Linked DNA regions of Mus musculus: region 2 is linked to region 1. Evidence: chromatin loops called from intact Hi-C (ENCODE). Cell type or tissue: heart. All regions are shown on one strand. Each heading gives the region's core, and the rest is flanking DNA. Links, peaks and the distances in the headings are about the cores only.

Evidence for each region. A loop is a pair of places that touch in the nucleus more often than their neighbours do. Peaks named below come from ENCODE experiments on the same cell type or tissue, not always from the same donor. Only the 100,000 strongest peaks of a DNase experiment are listed, where the experiment ranks them.
Region 2: a loop joins it to region 1, with 1.8 times the contacts of the local background. A loop is called at or near these places in 2 of 42 quality-filtered maps.

Annotation. Positions count from the first base shown.
Region 1 is chr5:140,559,335-140,575,561 of GRCm38, reverse strand. It overlaps Grifin (galectin-related inter-fiber protein), which reads left to right and starts at 10,495. Exons shown (of 5, transcript NM_030022.1): 1 at 10,495-10,520; 2 at 10,817-10,896; 3 at 10,970-11,129; 4 at 11,855-12,021; 5 at 12,268-12,373. The coding sequence starts at 10,509. The coding sequence ends at 12,283. It also overlaps Gm52800. In heart, for the core only: CTCF peaks have their summits at 7,122 (motif pointing left) and 9,461 (motif pointing left); DNase peaks (open chromatin) are centred at 3,681, 6,801, 8,031, 9,881 and 4 weaker places; H3K27ac peaks cover 2,511 bases; H3K27me3 peaks cover 940 bases.
Region 2 is chr5:140,653,218-140,667,865 of GRCm38, reverse strand. Iqce (IQ motif containing E) reads left to right here. Exons shown (of 23, transcript NM_028833.3): 22 at 1,658-1,858; 23 at 2,373-4,361. The coding sequence ends at 2,500. Among named protein-coding and RNA genes, the nearest start is that of Ttyh3, 12 kb to the right of the region's middle. In heart, for the core only: a CTCF peak has its summit at 3,755 (motif pointing right); DNase peaks (open chromatin) are centred at 3,905 and 4,434; H3K27ac peaks cover 3,067 bases.

The DNA.
Region 1 (16,227 bases), core at 3,481-11,480:
CCACCTCTGACCTGTGACCTCGGCCATACACTGCCCCTTCCTGGACTCTGTGTCCTGCTATGGGTTGAGAGCTTGAATCCCTCATCGGCCAAAGATGGAGGAGCTGGGTTGGTTGTGCGAGGGCTGTGGGGTTGGGTGTGGACCAGGTCCTCCTGAGCCAATTTGGCCCCTGCTCCTGTGTCTGACCCCCACGCTTCCTCCCTGTACCCCCTCTGGGGAGGGACCTTAATTAACATCTTCCTGTTCAGTTTCCAAAAACATATTTGGGAGGATTATTTTGCAAAGGAAATGTTTTTGAAAGAATCTTGTGTCCCGTTGTTCCAACCCAGGGAAGTGGGGGCAACGGTCAGAGCAGGGACACTGAGTGAGGCTTTGGGGGACCCTGATGTTTAGGTGAGCAAATCTGATAGACTCCAGACTTGAGCCCCTCTCAGAGCAACCATCCACCTCCCAAGAGAACCTGGGGTGACAGTGAGAAGGCTGGAAGCCGAAGATGGGAGGCAGACTGTGTGTGTGTGTGTGTGTGTGTGTGTGTGTGTGTGTGTGTGTGTGTGTGTGTGTGTATGTGTGTGTGTGTGTTTGTGTGTGTGTGTATGTGTGTGTGTGTGTGAGTGTGTGTGTGTGTGTATGTGTGTGTGTGTGTGTTTGTGTGTGTGTGTATGTGTGTGAGTGTGTGTGTATATGTGTGTGTGTGTGTGTGTGTATGTGTATGTGTATGTGTGAGTAAGTGTATGTATGGGACACACCCTTCACAATCAACCACAGCAAGCCCCAGGTGCATCTCAGGCCCTGTGTCTAAACCACTTATTCTCTTTCTCCTGGGCAAGTACTTGAACACTCTCCCACCGTGGCTCACAGACCTATCTTCCTCTTCTCTCTCCTGCCCCTAGAAAATTCCTTTGGGATCTGGGTCCAACCCACTTTGACCATGACCTCTGACCTCTGACAGATGTCCTTCAGGACCTTGGGGACTTTTTCCTGTGTGGAACCTGTGTCTGTCTCTTCAGCAGCGGGGACACCTTAAGTTCATGTTATCTTTCCCTTGAACTTGGTCCTTGGAAGATCCTTTGTTTACTGTTTACATTTCTTATACATTTCCATCCTTCCTGCCTCCTCCCTCCCTTCTTTCCTCTTTTCCTCCTTTTCTTTCTCTCTATACATACGTGCACATATGTACATGTGGATACTTACAGAAGCCAGAGGAGGGCCCTGCAGCTGCAGTTGCCCACCTGATGGGGGTGCTGGGCACAGAACTTAGGTCCTTTGCAAGAGCCACAAGAGCTGAGAACCACTGAGCCATCTCTCCAGCCTGCCTTCTTTTCTTCCTTTTCATGGGGTCTCCTGTATGTGGTTCTGAGGATCGAACTCAGGGCCTTGTGTGTGCTGGACCAGCACGCTACCCACTGAGCTGCATTCCCAACTCCTCCCCTCTCACCTGCTACTTGCTTTGCCCTGTTCCTTCTTATCCTGCTTCCTTTTAATTATTTCTATCAAGGGCTGGAATTACAGACACAAGCTGACTACTTCTTCCCCTCCTCTTCTTCCTCCTCCTCCTCCTCTTCCTCCTTCTCCTCCTTCACCCTTCTCCTTCCTTTATTTTTGTTTTTTTCAAGACAGGGTTTCTCTGTGAAGCCCTGGCTGTCCTAGAACTCCATCTATAGACCAGGCTGGCCTCGAACTCACAAAGACCCGCCTGCCTCTGCCTCCCAAATGCTGGAATTAAAGGTATGAGCCACCACCGCCCAGCTACCCCCTCCCCTCATGTAGCCCAGGCTGGCCTCAAGAAAGATCACCTCCACCTCCCAGATACTGGGGTTTTAAGCATGTACCACCATACTTGGTGTTGTGTGTTATTGGGGGTTGACCTTGGGCCCTGGTGTGTGTTAAGCTAGCACTCTCCCCACTGAGCCCCAACCCCAGTGCCCTCTGTTCTTAGTTCCTATCCTGAGAATCATCCACACTGAACCATGCCTGCTGCCGAAAACATAGCAGGCTGTTAGCATGTGGGAGGCACCTGCCAAAAACATGACATGAAAGAAATGACTGACTCCCTTGTGAGAGGGTTCAGGAGACCCCGTGGATCCCGCCGGGACACTGACCCATGAAGTCTGCAGACCATCCCTTGGCTGTCACCTCTCAGTTCTACACCCTCACCCCCACCCCATGATCGTGTGTAGTTTTTTGCTCACTTAAAGCTTCCGTCTCAACCTGTCACCTACAGGCCCTTCTTGTCCACTGTGAACCCTCTCACCAGGTCCCAGTCCAAAAGGTGTGCTCCATAAATAAAGAGTGTTTCATAAATGTTTGTTGAATGATTAAATGTTGGTGACTCTGTCATGGACCTAGGAGGGTCTAGGAGTAGGGTCTCTTAACAAAAATCCTTTAGCTCAAAATGCATCCCTCATTTCCTGGGAACGTGGCTTAGTTGGTGGAGTGTTTGCCTAGCATGCCTGAAGCCCTGAGTTCCATCCCAGAGTCTCATAAACAGGATATGGTGGCCAGTGTCTATAATCCCAGCACTTGGGATGTGGAGACAGGAGGAACTACGTGGTGAGTTCCAGGCCAGCCTTGGCTACATCAGACCTTCTCTGGACAAGAAGCACCCTTCAGTTCCTGCTTCCTGTATACCCATGCTCCTTTGTTCCAGCTTCTCCCTAAGCCTCAGTTTCTACCCCATCCTGCCTTCTGAGCCGTAAGCCAGTCTCAGCTCTCCTCTGGCCTCTGGCCGCCTCGAGCTGGGGGAAATTCCACAAACTTCATCCAGTGCTGGCTACGAAGAGGACATTTCTCAACCCCCTAGGGATTCTCTGAGGCAGGGGTGGGACAGTGGGTCAGAGTCTGCAGCCAGCTGGGGTAGACAAGTGTGAAGGGCATAAGGCTGGAGTTCTTCTGGCAACTTCCCGGGCTTATCTGGGCCTCAGTTTCCCCTTTGAGAAAAGAGAGGGGCGGGGCTGCCCAGCCTGAGGCATGCGCTTTCTGGTCTTTTCTCCTCTTCTGTTCTCTTTTATTTTTGCCTGACTTTGCTTCTTCAAGAGTTTCTACCTGGGCTGGAGAGATGGCTCAGCGTGGTTAAGAGCACTGACTGCTCTTCTGGAGGTCCTGAGTTCAATTCCCAGCAGCCACATGGTAACTCACAACCACCTGTAATGAGACCGGATGCCCTCTTGTGTGTCTGAAGACAGCGGTGGTGTACTCATATTCATAAGATAAATAAATAAATCTTTTATAAAAAAAAAAAAAAAGGAGTTTCTACCTATCTTTGTTAGTATCTCTCTGCTACTTCCCCACCCCTACCCTGTACCCTCCCTCACCCCCATTCCTAGGAGTGATCCTAAGGGCGCATGCGCACCACAAAGGCACAGTGCTTCATCCTCAGCCTTCTGTTTACTCTGTTTACAGAGTCTCACCATACGTTTCCCGGGCTGGTATTGAACTCACGATCCTCCTGCTTCAGCCTCCCATTACGTTGGGATGACTGGCTACTGACATCAGGCCCTGCCATGTCTACTTTTCTCTGTTGCCTCCTCTTTGTCTCTGCTCGGCCCGCCGGTCCCCATTTCCAGCCCTACCCGTCTCTTCAGTGTTCCTTGGGGCTCACAACTCCTCCCCATCCCACAGATGTCCTGGAACTGGTGTGAGGTTATTTTAGGAGCTGGTGGCTCCCCTGGGTCTTTCCCAAGCGCCTTGGCAGGGATGGAACACATTGGAAGCCAGTCGGCTCTGCCGGGGCAGGCGGCCTGTGCTGCCTGAGGCTGATGGGAGTGTGGTTCAGGGACGCAGCACAGACTTCCTGGTGACAGAGGCTTAGGCAGTGGCCACAGCCTGTCCCTAAGGATTCCCGGGAAGGGCTCATTCCCAACCACAGGGACAATATAAAATGTCTCTCTCTTTATCTCTTTGTTATATTTTATTTTTGAGACGGGATCTTACACATCTTAGAGTAGCCTCCAATTTGCTATGTAGCCAAGGATGATCTTGAATTTCAAATTTTCTTCTTCTATCTGTCTGGTGCAGAGATGATGGGTGACCACCAATCATGTCCAGTTTATGCATTTTCGTGCATGCTGGGCAAGCAGTCTACCAACAAAGCCGCAGCCCCAACCCCCCCCTTTTTTTGACAAAATATGACCGTACCCTAGGGAGCCATGGAACTCACAGTCCCTCCTGCCTCCGTCTCCTGCCTGCTGAGACTACAGATGTGAACTATCTCAACTGTCACAGAGATTTTTCTATTGCTTATCTTTAAAAAAATAAAAAGAGCCAGGCTATGGTGGCCATGCCTTTAATCCCAGCACTTGAAGGCAGAGGCAGGTGGAGTTTGAGGCCAGTCCAGTCTCAGAGTGAGTTCTAGGACAGCCAGGGCTACTCAGAGAAACTCTGTCTTGAAAAGAATATTAATAAAGACCGGTGGGGTGCTGGGAAGACGGCTCTGTGGGTGAAGGGCTTGCTGTGCAAACCTGAGGACCTGGGTTCAATTCCCTAGTGATTATATAGAATCTCAGTGTGGCATGCCTATAACCCCAGAGCTGGGGGGTGGGTGCTGACAGGTTGGTGGAGCTTGCCCGCTAACCATTCTAGCCAGATTGGCGAGCTCCAGGTTCTGTAAGAGACCCTGCCTCAAATACAAGACAAAAGCAAGCAGAAGCACTAGTAAGGTAGAGAGTGACAAAAAAAAAGACAGCTGATATTGGCAACATATCATATGTATATGGGCACACACACATGCATATACCACACACACGTGGACACACACACACACACTTTTTAATTTTATTTTGAGTGCATAAGTGTTTTGCCTGTGCACCACATACATGACTGGTCCCTGCAGTGAACAGAAGAGGGCGTCAGATCCCCTGGAACTGCAGTCACAGATGGTGGGAGGTGCCACGTGGGTGCTGGGAATTGCATCGGGCTCCTCCGGAAAAGGCGCCTGGTGCTCTAAACTGCTGAGCCATCTCCGCAGCTCTCTACTCTGACATTTTCTAAGTGCTCAGGGTAAAACTTAATTATATGCTTCACCTAACTCAGCGTGTCAAAACTTACTGTTTAAACATGGAATCAATATGAAAATCATGGCAGGGATAATTACCAGCAGATAGTAAGTGCAGAAATCAGTGGGCGTTGCTGGGTCATTGCGGCTCATGTATATGTCATGGGTCGATCTCACCTACCCCCTTTCCTACCCACTTCCTGTCCCCACCCCAGCCCCCACCATCCCTAATGCACCCCCCCATCTTTATGCTTTTTGGTCTTTATGTTTTTTGAGGTTTCCATATTTGAAAGAAAACATGTAACACTTTTTTTTTTTTTTAGTTTTTCGAGACACGGTTTCTCTGTGTAGCCCTGGCTGTCCTGGAACTCACTTTGTAGACCAGGCTGGCCTCAAACTCAGAAATCTGCCTGCCTCTGCCTCCCAAGTGCTGGGATTAAAGGTGTGTGCCACCATGCCCGGCTAACACTTTTTTTTTTTAATTTAAATATTTTTTTACACAAGGTTTCATATAGCTGAGGCTGCCCTTGGACTTCAGATTTTCAGGTCCTATATAATAATAAATAGGCAAAGTGATGCAGGATTGTAGGCTCAGCACTTGAGAGGCTGAGGCACCCATGTCTCAGGGAGCTCAAGGCTACCTTGGACTAAAGAATGAGACCAACCATGTCTCAGAAAGGGAGGAGAGGGCTGGCCATGTAGCATAGGGGAGGAAACACTTGTCTAGCATGCATGAAGTCCTGGGCACCATCCCCAGTACCCCATAAACCAGGTACAGTGGTATACACCTGTAATTTCACACTCTGGAGGTGGAGGAATGGGGATCAAGAGAGCAAGAGTATCCTTGGCTACGCAGTGAGTTTGAGGGCAGCCTGGGCTACGTAAGACTCCGTCTTTGAAGGAAGAAAGGAAGGGATTATTAGCATGCCTTTTGTCCTGATTTGGGAATCTAGTCTGTGTTATAGACTCATATCTCCATGGAATATTCCAGAAGTTCAGTGGGCGCATTCTGTCAGTCTCTCTGTCTACAAGACAAACTACATGAACACAGCCTTCCCAGGGTCTACTGTGCATGAATGCACTGGTGGTCTATAAATGCCCCTGCAAGGCTGAGTGAGGTAGTGCACATGTGCCTCTCAAAAGCGTGAATCTCCATTACTGAAAAAAAAAAAAAAAAAAAAAAAAGCAGGGCTTGGCTGTGCCCACCTGTCACTCAGGAGCTGGGGGTGGGGTAGAGACAGGAATGCCACTGGGGCTTGAGGTTAGCATCTTAGCTTCAGGCTCAGTTAGAGATCCTGTCTCAAAGGATAAGGCAGAGAGAGACAGAGCAGGATACCTGATTCCTCTTCTGGCTTACCTAAGCATTTTCGCGCGCGCGCGCGCGCGCGCGCACACACACACACACATCTTTAAAATAGCCGGGCAGTGGTGGCGCACGCCTTTAATCCCAGCACTTGGGAGGTAGAGGCAGGAGGATTTCTGAGTTCAAGGCCAGCCTGGTCTACAGAGTGAGTTTCAGGACAGCCAGGGCTACACAGAGAAACCCTGTCTCGAAAAACCAAAACCAAAAATAAATAAATAAATTAGTTAATAAAATAATGCTCCTGTCTGGTGAGCCGTGTCCCCTCCCTGGTTCTGGGGCTCAGAATTTCCGCACCTACACCTTCAGCACAGCGTGAAGGGGATCCTCCAGACACTTTATTGTCTGGTTGTATTTACAGCTCTTCCTTCCTCCAATCCAGTCCCCGGGTCTGTTTATAGCGCTGGCGCTTCGGCAGTGTCCCTGGAGCCCAGCATGCATCTGGAGAAAATATCTGGCTCCGTCAAGGTCAGATGTGAGTAGGCAGGCATGTTCTTGCCTGCACAGCTGGCCCTAACCCTGTCTGCCTCAGTGGCCTCCTCAAATTGTGTTTCTGTTCCAGACAACCCTCTGTGGGCCATACCTCAAAGGTGGCTTCACATTGGCTCCTTTCCTATTGGCATTGAGTCAGTTTGGATGGTTGGGAGGGAATCCCTTCAACACCCGCCCCCACACCCTCCAGCACTATCCTCTGTTACAATGTGCCACATTTATCCGGGCATTTTTTCTTTGACTTGGCTCCTTACTGCCCCCTGGAGGTTGCTCACAGCAATGCACCATCAGGGAAACAGCCCAAAAGGGAAAGGGAAGGTTCTTGTCCAACAGGGTTGTGAACAAATATGAACACTCTTGATGGTTGCAAAATTAATGGGTTACTGGGAAACACTGACTGAGGAGTTTGGCTCAGAAACTGACAGATGTAGCCGAGAAAAGATGATTCCCCTTCATCATGACCGGGAGCCTCCAACTTTCAATCCTCCTGCCTCAGTGCTGGGATTATAGTTCTGTGCCACCACACCCAGATTGTTGTTGGTTTGGGTACCTTCCCATAACCTAACTCCTGTTCATTCTACAACAGCCACCCGTAGTGCCTCCTCCTCCTGAAAGCCAACCCAGATGGACCTCCATCCCATGCTTCCAAGGGATGTGTTTAGGGTGGGGACTCGGGCAGGCATACTGCTGGCTTCAAACCTTGGCTCTGTGATGGTCTAGCTGTGTGTCTGTGCTCCTACATCCTTTTCCAGAATATGGATCTCAGAACCAATCCCAAAGGCTGTCAGCTTTAGAGATGCCTGTAAACTGGCCAGTAGGTATCTGACAGGGAGCAAGCCTGGGCTACGCGAAGTGACCACTTCTTAAAAGCAGCCTGGGTGTAGTGGCACAGGTCTATAATCTCAGCACTGAGGAGGCTGGGATAAAACTTGAAAGTCGGAGGCAAGCCTGGGCTAAGTAAGGACATTCTTAGAAACACATGAACAGGGGAAAATGGATGAGGGAAAAGGATGACGTGGGGAGGAAGAAGAGAAGTGGAGGAGCCAGGGAAGAGGAGAGGGGGAGGAGAGTTGGCACTCAGCACTGGCCAGGGTCTGGCCAAGATGTCCGCCTACACCGCGCCCCGCCCCCCATCCTGGTGTAGCTCCTCCCCTAAGCTGGGTGGAGACCAGCTCCTGCTTAAGAACCTTCAAAGTCAACAGCTCCAGGCAAAACCGCACATCCGGGTGGAGGTAGGAGGTGCGGGTGCTGCCTAAATGGCAGGTCTGTTAGTCTCAGCCCTGAACCACCTCACCTGGCAGCAGGCCCACCAGACAGCACGGCATAGAGGACTACTGCCCGCCACACCATCGAATCTCACAAAATCCAACCAGGCCAGGGCAGAGGCAGCCAAGGAAGGAGCTGGGTTCCCTGACATTGGTGTGGGGGCAAAGTGCATCTCGGGTCTCTCCTTGGCCCATTCTGTCCCCGGGGCTGTAGCTGCCTGGGTCATTGGGAGTTGTCACAGCCTCCTGCTCCAACCCTACCAGACACAAGTCCCAGCCACTCAGAGGGATGCAAGCACAGGTCTGTGTGACACCATGGGGCAGAGTCCAGTTGTGGGAGCACGTCCAGCCTCCATCAGAATGGCCTGGGGTTCCAACACTTCCCAGCTGTAGAGACTGAGCTGGGTGGTGGGCAGCCGCCAGCTTTCCTACCACACAGACCTCATAAGCCGGAAGGGGGAGGTTGAGGCTCACAGGGGATGGAGACCGTTGGAAGCAGGCATCTTTGACCTCTCTGTCCCTGGCAGCAAAATCTGGGCCTCATGTCTCAACAGGTATGGGGCTCCCCCGCCCCCATCCCCAGGCTCCCAATTCCAAGCTATGGCCTCCAGGCTGCAAGAGCCGGAGAACAAGGTGCCCACGTCGATGTTCCTCTCATCCTAGGAAAGATGGAGGTGGAGTGGGCTGACCCAGTTCCCCTGCTCAGCCACATCTGTCTTGTTTACCTTCCTTCATCAAGGAGACAGGCACTGGGTGTGTGTGTGTGGGGGGGGGGGAGCACTAAGGGGAGGAGGTGACAGAGGTCAGCATTAGCAACTCCAGCACGTGGCTGTGAAGCACAGAAGGCCACTGGCTCAAGGTAGCCAGGGGGTTAGAACCTGTCCACACTCCTGACTTGTGGGCTTTGACCCCAGCCCTGAGTTCTGGTACCAACCAGCACTGTATTGCACATCCAGAGAATTTGAAGATGGACATCTCGTCCCAGCAGCATCCCTACATAGGGGAAAGGAGAAGGGGAAAGCCATGAAGCCGGCCTGCAGTCTCCTAGTGGGCCCTGCGGCCCAGGGCTTTAGTGTGTGTGGTTTTGAGAGACTGTCACAGGGACCTGGGACTTGCCAGGGTCTCCTGACTGGCTGGCTGGAGACCCCAGCACAGACCACTGTGTTCTGTGCCTTGCACAAGTGCTGGGCATCAAACTCAGATCCCCCTACTTGCGCAGCAAGCACTTACTGATGGTACTTCTTCCCCATGGCCCTCCAGGAAGGTGAGCATGTGGGGTCTGCAGACTCTGCACCCAGCCAGGCAGGTCCAGCAGGCTCACCCCAGGGAATCTCTGTTGCTCTGGGCTGCCCCCTGCAGGCTCAGCCAACCCTGCCATGCTAGTGAGCCATCTCTGTGTCCTGCTTGACCTTGGTACCCATAGCTCCCTGCCAGACTGTGTCCATCCGTGCAGCGGTATCTGGGAAGAGGCAAAGCAGGCCAGAGGCTCAGCCCTGCCAGGGCCTGGAGAGAAGAACGGTGGCAGAGGGGACCCACGGGGACAGGAGAAAAGGAGACACGTGCTTGTTACACACTCATCTGCAGGCTTTACCCCCAAGGCTCTGGGCCCCCACCACAGCTACACTGTGACCCAACTTCCCCCTTCAGAGAGTCCCAGAGGCCCCCATAACCGCCCCCACAGACTTGGGCTTCTCTCCTCCATCCTTGAGGTGGCCTCGAGGGCCCCAGTGGATCCTTCTCATTGGCTCAGCCCAAGAGGCAGCCGGCCAGGAGAGGCGTGGGGGTGTGGGAAAGGCCCTCCCCATCTGTAGACTGGACACTGGAATGTGCTGAGCAGAGCCAGGCCTAATCCCCATTCATCCCCTTGAGGCCACTGAGCCACTGCAGCGGGGCAGCCCTGGGATGGAAGGGGACTGGATCAGGGACACATTCCCAGTATGGTAGACAGTTGATGGATGGTCAGACTGAGGTCATAAGGTCAGCCAGGGTTCTATAGGAGGACACACTTTCTTCACTCTTTGAGACCGATGGGGTCAGTGTGAGGCTCTGGAGTATGGGAGTTGGGGGGGGCCCTGGTTACACCCTCCCTACAAAGATGGGTGATGTATCCCCAGATGTGCACAAGACCCTGAATAGTGCTGGTGGCAGAGCTAGGTAGACCTGGGGAAGTATGTTGAAAGGACCAGTGTATTCACTGATGAACCCAGGGCAAGAGCGCTGCCACTAAGCCATGTACCCAGCCCCCTCTCCAGCAGGGTTAGCCTGAGGGGGGAGGAAAAATGGGGCACAGAGGTCCATGTGACCCAGACAAGGCCCCTAGAGGTGGGGCCCCCATGCCCCGCCCCAGCGGGCTCTGCTATATCTCCAGCTGCCTCATCCCCACACCCAGTGGCTGAGGGCAATGACACTGCAGGTGGGTAAGATCCACAGCCCAGGGAGGTTGCAAATGCTGGAGAAGGAAGTGGAGTGGGGGGGTGGGCGCCTGGTGGGGCCACCTACTCCACTATAGAGCTGGGAATGTTTATAGCTTCTCCTCAGCCCCCAAGCAGAGAGGCTGTGGGGGTAAGGTTGGACCACCACACCCAGAGCAACATGGAAGTAGAGGCTTGGGCTTGGTGGGAGCCGGTGTCCCTGAATAAACAGCACACTTGATGGGGAGGAAGGAGGTTGCAGCCCTCTGGGGCTCTGTCCCCTGTGTTTTGCCTTCAGTTCGAAGCCTTCTGTGCAGGGGGTCTGGCCCCTGGCTGGAGCCTGACTGTCCAGGGACATGCAGATGCTGGAGAAGAGAAGTAAGAGCCTCCCTCGCTGGGGTCGGGACCCTCCAGCCACACTCCTGACCCTAATCACACTCTCCACCCATAGGTTCGAGATCAACTTCTTAACAGACGCCGGAGACATCGCCTTCCACGTCAAACCTCGATTCTCCAGCGCCACGGTGGTGGGCAATGCTTTCCAGGGAGGACGGTGGGGGCAGGAGGAGGTGTCCAGCATATTCCCACTGACTCTGGGAGAGCCCTTTGAGGTGATGGGGTCTGTGGGAGGAAGGAGAGGTGGGGTGGGACACCTAGGACCCGTGAAGACAGGGACTGCGGAGGATAAATGCATGGGCTGGTGCACCCTGCTGGGCCGAGTGGCCTCCTTTCACGGAGTTTGTTCACAGGGTGTCTCTCTCTCTCTGGCTACTAACCACCTTCTCTTGGTGAAAAGAGGGATCCCCAGCTAGGAACTCAGGACCAGGTGGTCCACACCATGCTTTGCCAAGTAGCCAGGGTTGTGTTTTATAAAATGCGGCAGGAGGGAGCACCTTGGTGGGCCAGGCCAATGAGCACCTTGGTGGGCCAGGCCAATGTGTCGTCGTCCCCGTCCCCCCCCCCCCCCCCGAGGAATCAGCACCGTGCAACAGGCCTAGTACAAAATGAAGTTTATTGGAGGGAAAGGAAGGCAACGTGGAAAGGGGATAGTGGCAGAGAAAAGGGGGCAGAGAAGGACAGAAAGACAGAGGAGAGAAGACAGAAAGAGGAAGAAAGGTAGAGGCTGGCTGAGAACACGTGGAGAAGAGAGAGAAGAGAGGGAGAGAGGGAGAGACAGAGACAGAGAGACAAAGAGGAGCCAAGCTGAATGAATAGTCCTGGCTCACACTTGGCTGCTGTTGGGTGGAGCCTGGAGAGATTGCTGACAGCCAAGAAGGCTTCTGTGGTTGGGGCCCAGAGACACCCCCCACACACACACACTTTCCCTTCCCCTCAGATGGAGGTGAGTGCAGACGCAGAACACTTCCACATTTATGCCCAGGAACAAAAGGTGCTCCAGTTCCCACATCGGCACCGACCGCTGGCCACCATCACCAGAGTGCGAGTGCTCAGTGAGCATCGGCTGGCCCAGGTGGAGCTGGCCAAGCGGAGCCTGAGCTGGGGGTAAGGTGCCCGCCATGTCCTCACACACTAACCCAGGTGGAATTGGCCAAGTGGAGCCTGAGCTGAGGGTAAGGTGCCCGCCATGTCCTCACACACCATTCGGGATTCCTATCTGCCTGGTCCCTGGTTGGCTAACGTATGTCACCTTCTTCTGGCCTTGCACAGCTGTTTCCCTCCCTCACCCCCCAGTTGTCCACATCTGGTTAGAGCAAGCAGAGCTAAAACCAGAACCTTGGATTCTTGCAGCGATGGGGGCTACTGAGCAGACTGGACCACAGCCTACAAGAGCCAGCCTTGACCATCCTGCATCCCCTTCTACCTGGAGCCACGGGACACACACTACACACGTTATAGATGCTGGGAAGCTGAGGCTCTGTGTGAACCCCGAGCTTTACCTTCAATAAAATATGAGCAGGTTACAGTCTTGGCTGCTGTGGAGGTGGGGCTGTTCTGTGGGGCTGTGACAGCCACAGATGTGCCTGCCAGGAAAAGGGGCTTCCTGAGACCAATGCCCCAGGCGCTGGGCAGTCCCTCCCCTTGTCCCCAAGACCCTGGCTGGAGTCTGAGGCTCTATTTCAAAGGGTACTCACTCACTCTCTGACACTCACATGACCCTATCATGGGGTGAAACACGGTGGACAGGAGACTGTGGTGGGGCTTTCAGTCCCTTTTGGCACAGGGTTCAGTCTGGTCCTGTCTAAGACATCATTTCAGAAGCACCGAGCGCTTCCTGGAAGCTTCCTCCTCCCCCTGCTTCCCATTGGAGTCCTTCCTGTTTCCTCTGGTCCCACCTGGATGGGAGACGTGCTCCTGTCCCTGTAGTCTTCTATGTGTGCGTGCGTGCGTGCGTGCGTGTGTGTGTGTGTGTGTGTGTGTGTGTGTGTGTGTGTGTGTGTGTGTGTGTACAGACAGGCACAGGGCAGTGGGAGAAAGGGAGGGAGGACCCTGAGGACCACTGACAGGAACTGGGCTCAGCCTTCAGCTTCCCAGCTCTACTTCCACAAATCCTCCCCCCAGGTGACCAGGGAGAAAAGCTCTCCTGCCCTGGAAGAGCCAAGCCTTCCAACCACCGCCCAGGTGCTCCCTGGGTCAGGCCAGGCAGCCACAGAGGCTCACGGATAGTTTCCTTATGAGTGCAGGTGCATGTACCAGGACAGGACCTAGGACTTCCTCAAACTCTCTCTGACTTACTGCTCTAAGAAAGGATTTCTCACTGAACTGGAAGCTTGCTGTTTTGGCTAAGCTCCCTTACCAGTGAGCTCTGGGGGTCCATCCGTCTCTGCCCTGCTGCCCTGGGATTATAGTCATGGACAGCTTTTTATGTTGGTGCTGGGATTTGAACTTCATGCTTGCAGAGCAATCACTCTTAACCACTGAGTCATCCCCCAGATTATCTGTCTTTGTTCTTTTTAAGTGTCTGTCTGTCTGTCATCTACCCATTTTTTTTGTTTGTTTTGTTTTGTTTTGTTTTTCGAGACAGGGTTTCTCTGTGAAGCCCTGGCTGTCCTGGAACTCACTTTGTAGACCAGGTGTAGTGGTTATTCCTGGTTGTCAACTTGACTATATTTGGAATGACTACAATCCGGAATTGGAAGGCTCACCAGTGACCCTTATCTGGAGGCTTGGAGATCCTTATCTGGATCTTGGTTTGAAGATCTTGAGCCACAGTGGCTATGAATTCCAGAAGATTGAATCTCCGAGTTTAAGGAACACACATTTAATCTGGGCTACGCCTTTCATCTGGGATTAAAGGTGTGGTGGAACACACCTTTAATCTGGGCTACACCTTCTGCTGGAGACAATATAAGGACATTGGAAGAAGGGAGTCTAGCTCTTGCTCCTGCTCCTTCGCCTGCTTGCTGCGTGAGACTGAGTAACTGCTAGATCCTTGGACTTCCATTCACAGCTGTGACTGAACGATTGTTGGGAATTGAGCTGCCGACTGTAAGTCATCAATAAATTCCTTTATTATCTAGAGACTATCCATAAGTTCTGTGACTCTAGAGAACCCTGACTAATACAGAAGTTGGTACCAGGAGTGGGGTGTGCAGAGATATTCCTTCTAAGGTGAAAGATAAGTTATTGCACCTGGCCCCTCCTACAACCAAGAAAGAAGCACAACGTTTAGTGGGCCTATTTGGATTCTGGAGACAACACATCCCTCACTTGGGTGTGTTACTTAGGCCTATTTACCAAGTGACTCGGAAAGCTGCTAGCTTTGTGTGGGGCCTGGAACAGGAGAAGGCCCTTCAACAGGTCCAGGCTGCTGTGCAGGCTGCTCTACCACTTGGACCATATGACCCAGCAGACCCGATGGTACTTGAGGTGTCTGTGGCTGATAGAGATGCTGTTTGGAGCCTCTGGCAGGCCCCTGTAGGTGAATCACAGAAAAGACCTTTGGGATTTTGGAGCAAAGCTCTACCATCATCTGCAGACAACTATTCTCCCTTTGAAAAACAGCTCTTGGCCTGCTATTGGGCCTTAGTGGAAACTGAACGTTTGACAATAGGACACCAAGTCACTATGCGACCTGAATTACCCATCATGAGCTGGGTACTATCAGACCCTGCAAGTCATAAAGTGGGACGCGCACAGCAGCAGTCTATTATCAAATGGAAGTGGTATATACGTGATCGGGCCAGAGCAGGTCCTGAAGGCACAAGCAAGTTACATGAAGAAGTTGCTCAAATGCCTATGGTTTCTACTCCTGTTACAATGCCATCTGCTGCCAAGCATGCACCTATAGCCTCATGGGGTGTTCCCTATGATCAACTGACCGAAGAGGAGAAGACTAGAGCCTGGTTTACTGATGGCTCTGCACGTTATGCAGGCACCACCCAGAAGTGGACAGCTGCAGCATTACAACCCCTTTCTGGGACAACCTTGAAAGACACAGGTGAAGGGAAATCTTCACAGTGGGCAGAACTTCGTGCAGTACACATGGTATTACAGTTTGTTTGCAAGAAGAAATGGCCAGATGTACGATTATTCACTGACTCATGGGCTGTAGCCAATGGATTGGCTGGATGGTCAGGCACTTGGAAAGATCACAATTGGAAAATTGGTGAGAAAGACATCTGGGGAAGAAGTATGTGGATAGATCTCTCCAAATGGGCAAAGGATGTGAAGATATTTGTGTCCCATGTAAATGCTCACCAAAAGGTGACTTCAGCCGAGGAGGAGTTCAATAATCAAGTGGATAAGATGACCCGTTCTGTGGACAGTCAGCCTCTCTCCCCAGCCATCCCTGTCATTGCTCAATGGGCACATGAACAAAGTGGCCATGGTGGTCGAGATGGAGGTTATGCTTGGGCTCAGCAACACGGGCTTCCACTCACCAAAGCTGACCTGGCTACAGCTGCTGCTGATTGCCAGATCTGCCAACAGCAGAAACCAACACTAAGTCCCAGATATGGCACCATTCCTCGAGGTGACCAGCCAGCAACCTGGTGGCAGGTTGACTACATTGGACCACTTCCTTCATGGAAAGGACAGCGTTTTGTTCTTACTGGAGTAGATACTTATTCTGGTTATGGATTTGCTTTTCCTGCACGTAATGCCTCTGCTAAAACCACCATTCATGGATTGACAGAATGCCTTATCTATCGTCATGGTATTCCACACAGTATTGCTTCTGACCAAGGAACTCATTTCACAGCCAGAGAAGTACGACAGTGGGCCCACGATCATGGAATTCACTGGTCTTACCACGTTCCCCATCATCCTGAAGCAGCTGGGCTGATAGAAAGATGGAATGGCCTTTTGAAGACGCAGTTACAGCGCCAATTAGGTGGTAACAGCTTGGAAGGCTGGGGCAGAGTTCTTCAGAAGGCAGTATATGCTTTGAATCAGCGCTCGATATATGGTACAGTTTCACCCATAGCCAGGATTCATGGGTCCAGGAATCAAGGGGTGGAAAACGGAATAGTTCCACTTACTATCACTCCTAGTGACCCTCTAGGAAAATTTTTGCTTCCTGTCCCCATAACTCTAGGTTCTGCTGGCCTAGAAGTTTTGGCTCCAGAGAGGGGAGTGCTCCTACCAGGAGCTACAACAAACATTCCATTGAACTGGAAGCTCAGACTTCCCCCTGGTCATTTTGGGCTTCTAATGCCCTTAAACCAACAGGCTAAAAAAGGAATAACAGTGTTAGGAGGGGTGATAGATCCAGATTACCATGGGGAAATTGGATTACCTCTTCACAAT
Region 2 (14,648 bases), core at 1-8,000, 96 kb before region 1:
CTGCTTCAGCAGTCACTTCCCAAGCTGTGCCACAGCTTTACTGTTCTCTCCAAACCTTGTCTGTAAAGCGCAGTGAGCCCTGGGATTTCAGAGAAGGCAGGCACACAGACACCGGAATCCCAAAGCCACCGCCAGCCTGCAATCCCAGGCTCCCGGAGGCTTTAGCCTGTTCTCCAAAAGGCCGCCTGTGCTGAGCTCACTGGTCCCATGTCTGCTGACCTTTAAATTATTTGGTCGGGGCTGAGATGTTTGTTTATGCTGCCCTTTCCTCTTCTTGTCGAATGAAAATTTTAAATGGTAGATTTGTCACTTGTGTAGACTGGCCCAGAAGCATCCATTGCTGAGCAGGTCCTGACCCCGGCCAGGATCATGTCCGTGTGAGAAAAGTGAAGGGCCAGTTCCTCTGCGCTGATTGTGTTGGGGCTGTGCATTGGTTGGTTGTTACAACAGGCTCTTGCTCCATGGCCCAGGGTGGCCTTTACCTGACATCTTCCTGCCTTCTCCTCCCAAGACATCCCAGGCAGTGCAGCCATGAGAGCCACGCCCAGCCCTTGGTTATGTTTTGGAAGAAAATGGAATGGAGTGGTGCCTGCCTTCAGCCTGGGGAAAGGCAAGAGGGCCAAGTGTTCAGAGCAGACAAGAGTGACTGAGGCTAGCCTCCCGTTATGAGGCCGTCTCATAAAAGAAAGGAAGGGGCTGCTCTTCTCGAGAGCTGGGGTTCAATTCCCAGCACCCACATTCATGGTCGCTAGCAACTCTGTAACTACAATGGACGTGTGGTGTTGAATAGACATATATGCAGGCAAAACACTTAAGCACATAAAGTAAACTTATTTCTTCTTTTTGGTTTTTGAGACAGGGTTTCTCTGTGTAGCCCTGGCTGTCCTGGAACTCACTCTGTAGACCAGGCTGGCCTCGAACTCAGAGATCCACCTACCTCTGCCTCCTGAGTGCTGGGATCAAAGGCGTGTGCTACCTACCACCACATGGAATCAAAACGAGCCCCCCCTCCCCTTTTTTTTAAGAGAAAGAGAAAGAGGAAAGGTGAGAGAGCGCAGAAGGAATGAGGAAGAAAAGGAAAATAAAAATAAAGACTAATGCCACGGGCCAAAACCCCAGGAAACTAGAAGCTGAGGCAGGAGAATTGTAAGTTAAGGCTAACCAGGGCTACATAGCAAGACCCTATCTCAAAAACAATACCCCCCCCCCAAAAAAAAATGACTAAGGAGAAAAAAAGATTCAGGGAAGTGTGTCTGGGAGGACCTGTCCAAGTGCAGGTAAGCCAGGCACAGTCAGTTTTATGCTAATCCTAGAACTCCCTTGAGAAAGATGGAGAAGGGAGAGACCAGCACCAAACAACAGAGGGACCCTGAGGCAGACAGGGCGGAAGGTGAGGACCCCACACTGGTTGTCCTTGGCTCTTCTCATCCGCACCATGGTACACAATGCCTACACACAGAGATTATGAAATACAATAAAAGAAGACTGGTGACAGCCATTAAGCGTCTCTGGAGGCTGCAGTTTCCATGAACCGTGTGGGCGCGGTTGAGGAAGAGGTGGACAGCCGTGTCATCTGCTTCATGGCTGCCTTGGAATCTTCATGTTCTTTTTTAAATCTGAAGTCGGTAACCAATCATTTCCCCTCCCTCGTCATTAGGAGTGATCCGCAAGGAGCTCTGTGCCTCGGAGGAGCTGAGGGAGACCTCTGCATCTGAACCTGCCCCCTCCGTCCCCTACTCCGCCCAAGGTGGCCACGGGGACTGCCCGTCCTCATCCAGTCTGGAGGCTGTGCCCAGTATGAAGGATGCCATGTGTGAGGAAAGGAGCAGCAGCCCTAGAAGCGCAGGGCCATCCTTGGGTACATCCCCTCTGTCCCCTCTGCCTTGTCTCCACTCCACACCAGACAGGGCAGGCTAGGGGTAGGAGCTGTTCAGCCAGGACCTGCAATATACAGTGGCCACTCGGTTCTGAATCCCTTTGCATGGTCTTGGTTTCTGAGCTAATCTTACTCTGTAGGACTACTCTAGTCCAGCCTGGCCTCAAACTCACTGTATGACCCAGGGTAGCCCCAAATGTATGATCCTCTTCCTCCTCTTCCTCTCCCTCCTCCTCTAGCTTCCCAAGTGCTTGAGATTACAGGTGTGCACCACACACCAGGCTTGCAAATATTTTAATATCAGCAGCTGCCAGACTATCTCAAGGGCAGGAGCTAGCAAGAGGTTCTGTAGTGTCATGCATGGGGGCTCTGAAGGTGGGCCCTTGGCTGTGTGGGTGAGCCTTCAGTCTTGGGTACCAGGAACTGCAGATGGCTGTGTGTGTGGCTCCCTGCCCGTCTACACCCTGTGGCTGACTCCCCCTCTGCTTCCTTTCAGCTGAGCCCTCTCCCCCAGAACTGCAGCCCTTGTCACCACCACCTGTGGAGGACATCTGCTCGGATGACTCAGATGACATTATCTTTTCGCCATTTCTGCCCAGGAAGAAAAGCCCCTCCCCGTTCTAAGACCCCAGCCATTGCCTCCAGGTGAGGTGGCTGGGGACAAGTCAGAGGACTCTAAATCTTGCTAGGGAAGAGCCCTGCCTCACTCCAGAACACCTCAGCCATCCATTTTCTTATGTGTCGTGCCTTTGAGGGGTGCTGGTGGCTCTGTACTCTCTGGGGACGGAGGGGGGAGGGTGGGCAACTCCCACTTCCATTTCCCACTTTAGCCTGTGTGTTTCTAGTGCCCACAGATAACGTCCACCTCAAGGCCAGGGCAGCAGACAGTCCTGCAAAGAGAACTCTTACAGAGTCTACTACTTGCTCTTAACATGGCACTGTTAGCTGTCATGTTGGCCTAGCCTTCCTGGTCTGCTGCTGCCCAGTGCCTTAACAGGTGCTACAGCTAAGCCTCCCGAGCCCACAGCAAGATGCAGTCATAGAAGAGCCAGCAAGAACCTATGGCCATCAGGGTCCCTAACTGAGTCCTTGTCCCATGGGCTCCTTGTTCCTCCCGGTTTTCTCCCCCACTGCCTCCATCACCCGCCCCAGGAGGATGAACTCTGGGAAGAGGTACCAGGCAGCGTCATCACAGAGTGGTCCAGCCACTAATGAGAAGCAGCCCGAGGATGGCTCAGGTCACCCAGACACAAGGCAAGGCAGCAGGGCCAGGAGGCAGGCAGCCCATTGTCCCAGAGGAGATATGTCTCAGGGAAGGACAAATTCCAGTACAGCCCTGTAACTGGGTGTGCAGAGGTACCTGCAGGTGACCGGTGCCATCTGGCACCCTCAGCATCTGGCAGCTTGAGGTGTTGGTCCCTTGTCTGTGAAATTAGCTCCTGGCAGTGGGTGAGAATGAGGGACTTTGGGCTTAGACAGGGTTTTAGGAGTATCCAGGCTCCATGTAACTTAGGCCTGCTGCCCAAGTGTCCCCTCCAGAGTGCCTGTTAGACTGGCTGCTGGTGGTCTCCATAGGTCACTGGAGATGGAACTTCCTGGTCCCATAGAACTGAGATTTGTCTCAAGGAAAACCTAATAAGGTTCTTTCTTGGAGTAGACCAGTGGGGACCCCCAAGAGGTTTGCTTTTGGGGACCATTTAGTTCCTGGCACCCTTCTCTACAAAACACTTGCCTGATAGGACGTTCAGGAAGTGAGCTGGGCTTGCCAGTTAGAGACCAGGAAGAGGGAGGGCCCAGCTTTGTCTACCTGCTCCTGGAAGGTTTAAGCACCCCTAATACTCTGATGGGACCAGGGACAGCTGCCTCCCATTTTTCTCCACCAGGGGGCAAAACACAACGCAGCCATGGCCTGGAGGCTGCCTGCCAAGGTAGTTTCTCAGTGAACTGGTGGTAACTTTACTCACATAGCAGCCGCCTGGAGCCCTCTGTAGATCTGCTTCCTTGTCAGAACTTGGCTGTGTTCCCTGTGATTGCTGCCACCCCTTAAAGCCTCAGACACCACCCACTAAGACACAAGACGGCGGCTACAGGTGGCCCTCATGTGCCTGTACCTTTCCCGGGGCCAGGAGTGTCCATGTGCCACTGCTCTGTCCCCTCCCTTATTTAACTGCAGCCATCTGTGCATTGAGTGTTCCGAGTGAGCAAACAGTCAGGGTGGGGTGTTTTCACCCCCTTCACCTGGGGGGGGGTGCTCCACCTCAGGAAGGGGTTATGCAAGATGGCACTCTAGCTGCAGGGCCAACCTGTGCACCCAGCCTGGCCAGTGGGCAATGAGGTCTGATCAGCCCCCGCACTTGGGTTTTCTAAGAACCTGCCTCTGAAACACAGGAAAGCTGTAGCCTTCCCATCCTTTGGTGTAGCAGCTCATCTATTAAAGGCAAAGCCTGTCTTGAAGCTGCCCCAGTAAATGAGGGTGAAGCCTGAAGCCTCTGCCTTTGGCAGGTGTCCGTCCTGTGTTCTGTGCTCTCCACCCACGCGCCATTGCCAGAGCAGACTGCCCCTGGCTGTCTGCATCAGAGAAAGTGCCCGGGGGAGGGGGGCGTGGTAGCCTATCTGGGGTGCAGGGGCAGTACAGTGAGCTCCCGCTGACTTCTCCAGGAGCCGATGTGGGAACTGGAAGTCCTGCCGGCCTGAACGGCACCTGATCTGTAAGACAAGAGTCCTTGTGCTTGGCTTGGTTGTGTAGGCACAAGTTCTCCAAGCCTGACTGGCCAGCCAGGGCCATTGGCAAAACAAAAACTACTGAGGGGTGAGGTATATGCCAATTGCCAGGGACTGTGGTAGGGTGGGGGGTGGGTCGAGGAAAGAGGAAGAAGAGTAGAGGCTGTGGGTTGGGCCAAGCCCTCTGGGAGTGTGCTGGTCTTGGACGCAGCCAGCTGTGGACTGGCAGTGGGGCCTTAAGAAGCAGCAAACTTCATCCCTGGGGGTGAGTAGGAGTGGAGACCTTTGTAAGGACCTCTGACCTCAGCATTCAGAACCAAAGGAGGCCCAGGTATGTGCAGAGCTGGGTCAGTGACGTCACTGTGCCCTGATTTCCACAGCAACAGCTCCACATCACCTTGTGCTTAAAGAGCAGGAGTGAGCCTTCTGTGTAGGCTGGTAGGTAGCTCATCTCTAAAAGAGCCCGTGCTCGCTTTGTGACCCCGCCCGATGGGTGGCTGTCAGTCTGCTGACCGAGGCCTCACTCACTGCTGTAGCTGACCTGTGCGCAGAGCTGAAAAAGTGAAAGGCTACGCACACCGCTCACGTTTACACACGCGCTTGCCTGAGGCTCTGAGCCTCTCTGGAGAGTGCACAGGAAGCCAGCAGGGACCTCAAAAGCCAGGAACAGACTGGAGCCATCCTCCTTGAAGATGCTGCCCCTATGAAAAAAAAAAGCAAGATCTGGGAAACTCTGCTCCCCTCTGCTCCCCTTGTTTCACCTCCACCCACCAGATGCAGCTGAGGAGGAAGCACAGAGAGGAGGCTGATACAAACCAGGCTTCCCAAAACTAGCAAAACAGACATCAGTGAGCTGCGTGTGGGTGGGAGCAAACCTGCGGAGATCGGAATCAGACTCTGTAGTGAGCTTTTTTTATATGGCGCCGGGGATGGGGCCCAGGTCCTTCTTTTGTTACTCTACCACTGAGCCACACCTCCAACCCCAAAGGTGCAGTCTTAATGCAGTATGACCGCATGGTCATGCCACATTCAGAGGGGCTTGAAGCCACCAAGACCACAGTCCCTGTAGGCCGCCTGATGGGTAACCAGAACTAATTTCCCAGGGCCCTGTGCCTGGCGTTTGTGTAAAACCCCACAGCACATGGGAGCTTTTTGTAGGTCCACTCATTTCAGTTTCAAGGAGCGACTGTGCCTGAATGACCCTGACTGCAGGTGCCGGCTGGATTCTGTCTGATAAATGTCTATTTTTGTCTCCCGAGGAGGGGAGAGAGGACTGTGCCTTCAGTCTCACAGAGACAGAGCCCTCTCTGTGAAGAGACCAATCATTAGAAAAAGAGGGAAGATTGGAGCAGAACAGATGTCTTTAAACCTATAAATACCTTCCCGGGAAAGCACTCTCAACTTTGAGATCTAAATAAAAATTCCAGTATATCCTGGTCAAACTAATTGCAAATTCCTCCTTGGGGAGGGGGAAGCCATACGTTCCTGGGTGGCTCGGAAGCTCTGAGGGCCAGAGACGGCTGGCTGACATGGAGCCTGTGGCCCTCTCCTGAGGTTCTTACCTACTTGGGGGTCACGGGGATCTGCATACAGCAGCCATACTGCAATCTCGACTAACCTGTCCAGTGCAGGCCGCAGCTGGGCAGGCACCTGTCAGAGCGCCTGCATCCACAAGCTGGGAAATGAAACTCAGAACGGCTCAGGCCAGTGGGGACTGGGTCCCCTGGCCTTTTTTTTTTTTTTAATGGGGTTTAACTAGATAGTACTTACTGGAATGAGGTTAAAAGCATGCACCACCACACCCAGCTAAAAAAATATTGTAATTTATAGCCAGCATGATGGCTTAGTAGATAAAGGCACTTCTTGGTACCATGCCTGAAACCCTGAGTTCAGCCTTCACCCACAGGGTAGAAGAGAGAAGCACAAGTTGTCCTCGGACGTGTGCATACATGTGTATGCATGTCAGGGTGTGTGTATGTGCATGTGTGTGTGTGTATGTGTGTGTGCGTGTGTGAGAGACAAATAATGAGAACACTTACATTTTTGTGTATATGTGTATATATATATATATATATATATATATATATATATATATATATTCATGTTTGTGTGGATATTCAAGTGAGTGTGTATGTTGCTTGCACATAATAGTACCTCAGGTCATAAGGGAGCATCGAATCCCCTGGAACTTGGAATTAACAGACAATTGTGAACCACCATGTGAGTGCTGGGTATTGAGCCTCAGTCCTCTGCCAAAACAAGAAGTGCTCTTAGTCGCTGAGCTATCTGTCCAGGCTCCACGGGGTCTTTCATGGACCTGGACCTCATTGATGCAGTTTCGAGGGCTGGCTAACATCCAGGGATCAGCCTCTCTGCCTTCCCACCCGGGGTTTCATACGTGTGCTGCCTCACCCAACCGATCTATGCTGGAGATCTGAACTCTGGTCCTCAGGCTTCCATGGCAAGTTCTTTATCTACCTAGCCATGTCCCAGGCCTTTGGTAAAAATATAATGTGAATGTGTGTGTGTGTGTGTGTGTGTGTGTGTGTGTGTGTGTGTGTGTGTGTGTATATGCATGCCATAACATCCTGTGGAGATCAGAAGAAAGCTTGCAGGAACCAGTTCTTTTCTTCTGCTGTGCTGATACCGGGTAATTGAACTTGGGTCATTAGACTTGGCAGCAAAACCCTAACCCACTGAGCCTTCTTACTGTCACTCCCTGGCTCCTTAATGGGGAAAAAAACAAAAACCAAAAATACAGTCTTAACAAGTCACCCAGGCTGGTCTTGAACCCAGCCTGTAGCCTAGACATGCCTTAAATGAGGGATCCTTTGGCCCCAGCTTCCCAAGGAGCTAGGAATATAGCCTGCCCCACCCTGCCTGGCTCACACACACCTTCTTCAGGTTTGGGGAGAGTGACTCCATGCCTGACCAGGATGCTTTTAAATGTGCCATCTCCCCAAGTCCTCAGGGAACACAGAATAAAGATTTTTGAATCCCTGGCTCCCTTTGGCAGCGCTGTCAGGTTCAGAATAGGAATGATGAGGAAGGGAACAGGCTGGCCTGTCTGCACAGGCACCCACTAATGGCCTTTGGCTAGCATGCCTTCCCATGGGCTCCCTCAAGTTGGCCCCCGTTACAGCTGGAGGGACAGCCCTATTAGTCGGTGCCTGCCTGAGGACCCTGGAAAAGGTTTCCATGGTGCTGGGGCTCTCTGAATAAGGAGAAAAGGGGTGCCCCTGAGCTACCCGTTAATTAAGCCCAGAACAGCCAGGATTCAAAGAACAGTCCAGTGTGTGCCAGGGCTCCTGGGGGCCATTCATGGGACCCAGCCTGCGGCTTTCTTCCTCTCAGCTCCTCTCTTCCCAGGCCCGGCTTCTAAGAGATGAAAGCAGAGAGGCTGTGGCGTAGGCGGGGAGGGGGCACCGCTGACATAATACATGAGAAAGGCCGTTCCCTGCCAGTGCCGCTGCCATCCGCCCCCTCCCTTGGCACATGTGATGCTTCCCTCGGACAGGGCTGGCTGCTGAGCCAGGGCTGACCTACCTGAAGTCCCGCCTCCTCCTCGTGTGCCCCCACCCTCCTGCTTCTACCACTCCACTCGGCTACTTCCTGTTAAGTGAGGTGTTTTCAGGTACTGTCCCTAGCATCTGCCCCTCTGGATACCTGGGGGCTTTCAGCATGTACAGTGCCCAAATTTGGCTCGACCTCGACTCCAAGCCTGCTGCTCCTGATCCTGTGAATGGCATAGCATAGCAAGCAACATGTGCACACAAACGCATGTGTGCACACAGATGGGCACATGGTCACAAAACTGTAGTGTGCTCACAAGTATACACATGCAGGAATACAAGCATAAACATGGTAGCATGTGTATATACAAAAGTACATGCAAGGGACTGGTGAGATGGTTCAGTAGGTTAAGTGTTTGCCAAGCAAGCAGGAGGACCTGAGTTCAATTCCTAGAATGTGCATTAAAATACAACAACAATGGGCTGGGGAGATGGCTCAGAGGTTAAGAGCACTGACTACTCTTCCAGAGGTCTTGAGTTCAATTCCCAGCAACCTCATGTTGGCTCACAATCATCCTTAAAGAGATCTGATGCCCTCTTCTGGTGTGTCTGAAGAAGACAGCTACAGTGTACTCATATAAATAAAAACAAAAACAACAACAAAAACAACAACAAAAATAGCCAGGCATAGTGGATCATGCCTTTAATTCCAGCCCTTGGAAGGCAGAGGGAAGCAGAAGTCTGGGATTTTGAGAACAGCCTGGTCTACATAGTTCCAGACCAGCCAAGGCTACACTGTCTCCAAAAATAAAACAACAGCAAATATCTGAGCAGCACTGGCCAGCCAGCCCCACCCATTTGGCTAACTTGAGGCTAGTAAGAGACCCTGTCTAAACAAAACAAAACAAAACAAAATAAAACAAACCAAGGTGAATGGTGAAGTTGACCTCTGGCTTCCACATGTGCACGCACATGCACACATGCACGCACACACACCTGTACGCAAATATTCAGATGCAAATACATCTACAGTTCCTTTGGTTTGGAGGGAAAAAAAAGACCTGAGTGGCTGCGCACGCCTTTAATCCCAGCACTTGGGAGGCAGAGGCAGGTGGATCTCTTGAGTTTGAGGCCAGCCTGGTCAATGGAGGGAGTTCCAGGACAGCCAAGGCTAACTTTTGTCTTTAAGCTAGATATGGCTGCCCATAACCCCAGCACCTAGGAGGCTAAGGCAGGAGGATCGAGAAATACAGAACCTGGCTGCCTGAGGAGAGAGTTTTCTTTGGGGATGTGCCCCCCACTCCCCGTTGACTGGCCTTACTCCAGCTGATGGCTTCACCCCCGTGTATACATGGATGTGCTGGGTTAGAACAGCGTTCCTCTTTTTGAGGAAGAGGACATGAAACTGGGAGAGCAACCTGGTGAGGGGATCGGTGAGTTAAAAGTAGCGAATGGAGTAGATATGATCAAACTCCGTGCCATACAATTATCACGTTCTCAAGGAATAAATATAGTAGAAAAAAAAGTCCAACCTGACCTACAGAATGAGACCTGTCCCCACCCCCACCCCCCAGAAACAACAACAAAGCAAAGGCCTCTGATGGGGTATGCTGTCATCAGGACCGTTCCTTCCAGGCCCAAGCCAAAGATTGCCTGTGGAGATGATCGGGGCTCCTGTTCACAACCCACAACATAACTGCTGGCTGCAAGCTTCAAGCGGCTTTTAAAGTGATATCCAGTCCTGGCAAAGGAGAGGCTCTGCCCCCAGAACTGCCCGGGTTCCATTCCGTATTCACCTGCTGTTAGCTGATCCTGCTGACACGCCAGCCACTGTCTGGAAGCACAATTTCCAGTCTCTGTTCCCTCGCCTTTCCAAGATGTTGTGTGTGTGACTGAGAGAAGCAACTAGCCAGCCGTTGTGTGCTCCGGGATCCCTTGGAAGGGCCCAAGCTCAGTGGTTAAGAGGACCACCCACGGTGCCTCACAAACAGTCTGTAACTCCAATTGTCTCTCTCTAGCAGGCACCAGGCATGTGTGTAGCACATGGACATACATGCAGATGAAACACACATAAAAATACAAAATTACCCAGACACTATTGCATATGCCCGCAAGATTTTGCTGTCAGGACCTTGATATAGCTATCTTTTTTTTTTTTTTAAGATTTATTTGTTGTTATATGTAAGTACACTGTAGCTGTCTTCAGACACACCAGAAGAGGGCGTTAGATCTCATTATGGGTGGTTGTGAGCCACCATGTGGTTGCTGAGATTTGAACTCAGGATCTTCAGAAGAGCAGACAGTGCTCTTACCCGATGAGCCATCTCGCCAGACCTTGATATATCTATCTCTTGTGAGGCTATGCCAGTGCCTGGCAAATACAGAAGTGGATGCTGACAGTCATCTATTGGATGGAACACAGGGCCCCCAATGAAGGAGCTAGAGAAAGTACCCAAGGAGCTGAAGGGGTCTGCAACTCTATAGGAGGAACAACAGTACCCCCCAGAGCTGTGTTTCTAGTTGCATATGTAGCAGAGGATGGCCTAATCGGCCATCAGTGGGAGGAGAGGCCCTTGGTCTTTCGAAGATTATATGCCCCAGTACAGGGGAATGCCAGGGCCAGATAGCATTTGAAATGTAAATGAAGAAAATATCTAATAAAAATTAATTAATTAATTAAAAAACCAAAATTCGGGCAAGCTTGGCAAATTAAAAAAAAAATTAAAAATCGAAACGATTACTGTTACTGTTTCCTGCGGCCTTTGTTACATAACGAAGGTGTGCATGGGTGCATGGAAGGTGAGGGATGGAAGGATGTGTGTGTGACTGAGAGATGGATGTGGGTGGATGTAAAGATGCCTGTGGGGGGTGGGGATGGATGCGTGTATGGACAGAGATGGATGAAGGCTGGACATAGGGTAGACAGATGAATGAGCCGATGTGTGGTTGTATGATAGATGGTAAGCGGATAGAAAGATGAGTGGGCAGAGGATGATGGTTGGAGATATGGATAAAAGGATGGATGGATGGATGGATGGATGGACGATGACAGGTTGGCTAATGGACAGGATAGATGGGTGGATGGGTACATGTAGAGATGGATGGATAGGCCTATGGTGGAATGGATGGACTGAAAAAGGAGTGGGTGGCAGCTGGCTGGCTAGACAATGGATGCACGTGTAGCTGGAAGCAAACGAATGGAGTGGAATAGGGTGACAGGGGAACACAGAAAGAAATACACATATAGATGGCTGATGGGCACGGTGTGACCCTGGAGCTCAGGAAGGAGGCCAGGGCTTGTGTGGGGAGTCCTTGTGTGTGGGGAATCCTCCTGGGGAGCTTGGATCAGACCCCGAGAGATGTGGGAACAGAGTGCCGGCAGAATGATGGAGTCCACTGTTTAGAGAGAGTGAATGAGCAGGGTGGGGGACTGTGAAAGATGACCACTCCCAGTGCCCACTGGAGCCCACTAGGACTCCCCAGCATGGGAGGCAGGATACAGCCAAGCTGCTGGCTAAGATGGGGAGAGGCCTAACCTTGAGGAAGCAGCTTCAGATGAGAGAACATTTTCTTTTGTTTTGTTTTTCAAGACTAAGTTTCTTTGTGTGGCTCTGACTGTCCTGGAACTAGCTCTATAGACCAGGCTGGCCTCGAACTCACAGAGATCCACCTGTTTCTGGCATGCTGGGATTAAAGGCATATGCCACCACTCCCAGGCTGAGAACTGTTTGTTTGTTTGTTTGTTTGTTTGTTTGTTTCTCGAGACAGGATTTCTCTGTATAGCCCTGGCTGTCCTGCTAATATATCTCAGTATGTAGACCAGGCTAGCCTTAAACTAAGATTATCCTACCTCTGTCTCCTGGGTGCTGGGATTAAAGATATACATCACAATGCCCCGATCCAAATGGATGGATTTTCTGTGCAGTTCTCTTCTGTGATTTCTTCCAGAGCCATCTCACCAGTGGCCCACGGAGACCTGGAGAAGCAGAAAGGCTATGGCAAGATCTACAGAGGCTGGAGTGGGACCTCAGAGCGCACCTCCACTCTAGCTGTTTGTACAGGCTCTCCCGCAGCCCAAACTTCTGATCCTCCCAAATGCTGGCATGATGGAGCGGCGGCGTGTATCAACATGCCTGTCTTAGTTACAGTTGCTGTGATAAAACACTATAACCAAAAGCAACTTGAGGAGATAGGGGTTATTCAGAGTTCCATGTGACGGTTCATCATCAAAATCAGTGAGGGCAGGAACTCAAGCAGGGCTGGAACCTGGAGGCTGATGCAGAGGCCATGGAGGGGTGCTGCTTACTGGCTTGCACCTCATGGCTTGCTCAGCCTGCTTTCTTAAAGAGCCCTGGGGCTGGAGGGATGGCTCAGTCGTTAAGAGCACTAATTGTTCTTCCAAAGGTCCTGAGTTCACTTCCCAGCAACCACATGGCGGCTCACAAACATCTACAATGAGTTCTGATATCCTCTTCTGGTGTGGCTGAAGAGAGTGACAGTGTACTCAAATACATTAAATAAATAAATACCCAGGACTACCAGCCCAGGGATGGCAAGGCCCACAATGGAATGGACCCTCCCCCACTAATCACTAGTTAAGAAAATGCCCTACAGTTGGATCGTATGGAGGCATTTTCTCAAATGGGGTTCCTCCTTTCAGATGACTCTACCTTGTGTCAAGTTGACATAAAAATAGCCAGCACCGTGCCCAACTTCACCCTAGAAATCTGAAAGAACGCCCTGACTTCATAGCCAGCTCACTCTGGGAGAAAGGGCCCACATGCAATAGAGTCCAGGTGAGGATCCACCTGGCCAGGGCAGCCAGAGCAGGTGAATTACTCGAGCCTCAGTTTCTCCATCTGTAAATTAGGTAGCATGCCCTGCTGTGTGTCTGGATGCTTGTGAGCAAGCAGCTGGGCCACCTGTACAGCCCTAGGTATTCTAGAAACATTCACACCTGGCCTTTCTCATCAATCACTGCCTGCCCTGCCTGGGAAAAGGCAGAGCCTGTCAGAGATGAGACTGGTTCTGGGGACTTTGGACTTGGTTATGAGGCCCTGCAAGGTCATAGAAAGACCATCAAGGGAGGGGCAGAGAAAGAAGGGAGTAGCATGGCCTTCGCTGCCGGGGTTCCGGAGTCGGACCTTGACCCTGACCTTGAATGAGGCCTTCCTTTTTCAGAGTACAGGCATGAGGCCACAAGGCTGAGGCCAGACTCGCATGGCTCTGGAAGCCGCTCCTTCGCCGTGGCTGATGCTGGGCGTACAGACAAGGCAGCCCAGGGGTAGATGGCACTAAGGGTTCTCTCGTAAAGCCCAAAGGTCCCCAAATGATCAATAAAGGGCTCCACCTCCTTGCCCCACAGTTCATTCTGAATAAGATGAGTAAGCGTGCTACCCTCAAGGCAGCTTCCAGAACCTTCCTCACTAGTGCTTACAGGAAGGAGGAGGGGTTCCTGGGAGCCCTGTCTCCATCTGTCTCGGGGGTGGCACCCTCTAGGTTCAAAGCCAGGCCAGATAAATCATCCCCTCAGTCACGGGCAAGGACAGCTTAAGTGGGCAAGGACAGCTTAAGTGCAGTGTTTTGTTCGGTTGGGTTGGTTTGTTGTTGTCGAGTGGAGTCCAGGGACCCAGGGACCCAGGGACCCCCTGTTTTGGCCAGGCTGCCTCATCTAAAACCCCCTAGAACTTCTTACTTCCCTCAGACTCACAGAGGGTGAGGTTCCATTTTCTAATATATTGACGTGGGGAGCAAGGCCTGTGAGAATTCCTGACTCTCAAAGAACCTCCAAGACAGCAGGAAAGCCTATCTTTGCCTTTCCAGAGTCCCTCTGTGTGTGTGTGTGTGTGTGTGTGTGTGTGTGTGTGTGTGTGTGTGTGTGTGGTGTGTGTACACATGTCTCTGTGTGCCGGAGTCCCTCTCTTTGTGTGTGTGTGTGTGTGTGTGTGTGTGTGGTGTGTGTACACATGTCTCTGTGTGCCGGAGTCCCTCTCTTTGTGTGTGTGTGTGTGTGTGTGTGTATACACATGTCTCTGTGTGTGTTGTCGAAATGGAAATTGAAATCAGGGCCTTGTATGTTCTAAGGGCTTTGAGCCATGCTCCAAACCTAGGTAGGTGTTTTACTACTGAGTTATAATGCTAACTATTTTACTTTTCTCTTCTTTTCTTTCTCTCTCTCTCTCTCTCTCTCTCTCTCTCTCTTTTGGATAGTGTTTCTCTGTGTAGTCCTGGCTGTCCTGGAACTCACTCTGTAGACCAGGCTGGCCTCAAACTCAGAGATCCTCCTGCCTCTGCCTCCTGAGTGCTGGGATTAAAGGCGTGTGCCACCAACCAGCTTCTCTTTTTTCTTTTTGATTTTAAGAAGGGTCTGTCTGAGGTGCCCAAGTTGCCTTTGAACTTACTCTAAAGTCCAGGCATCTCTTGAACAAAGCTGTGATCTTCCTGCCTCAGCCTCCTGAGTGGCTATGATGACAGGTATGTGGCCTCAGGGACAGTACCAGGCTGTGTCTACCTTTGTCTGAGGGGATCTGCTGCTGGGC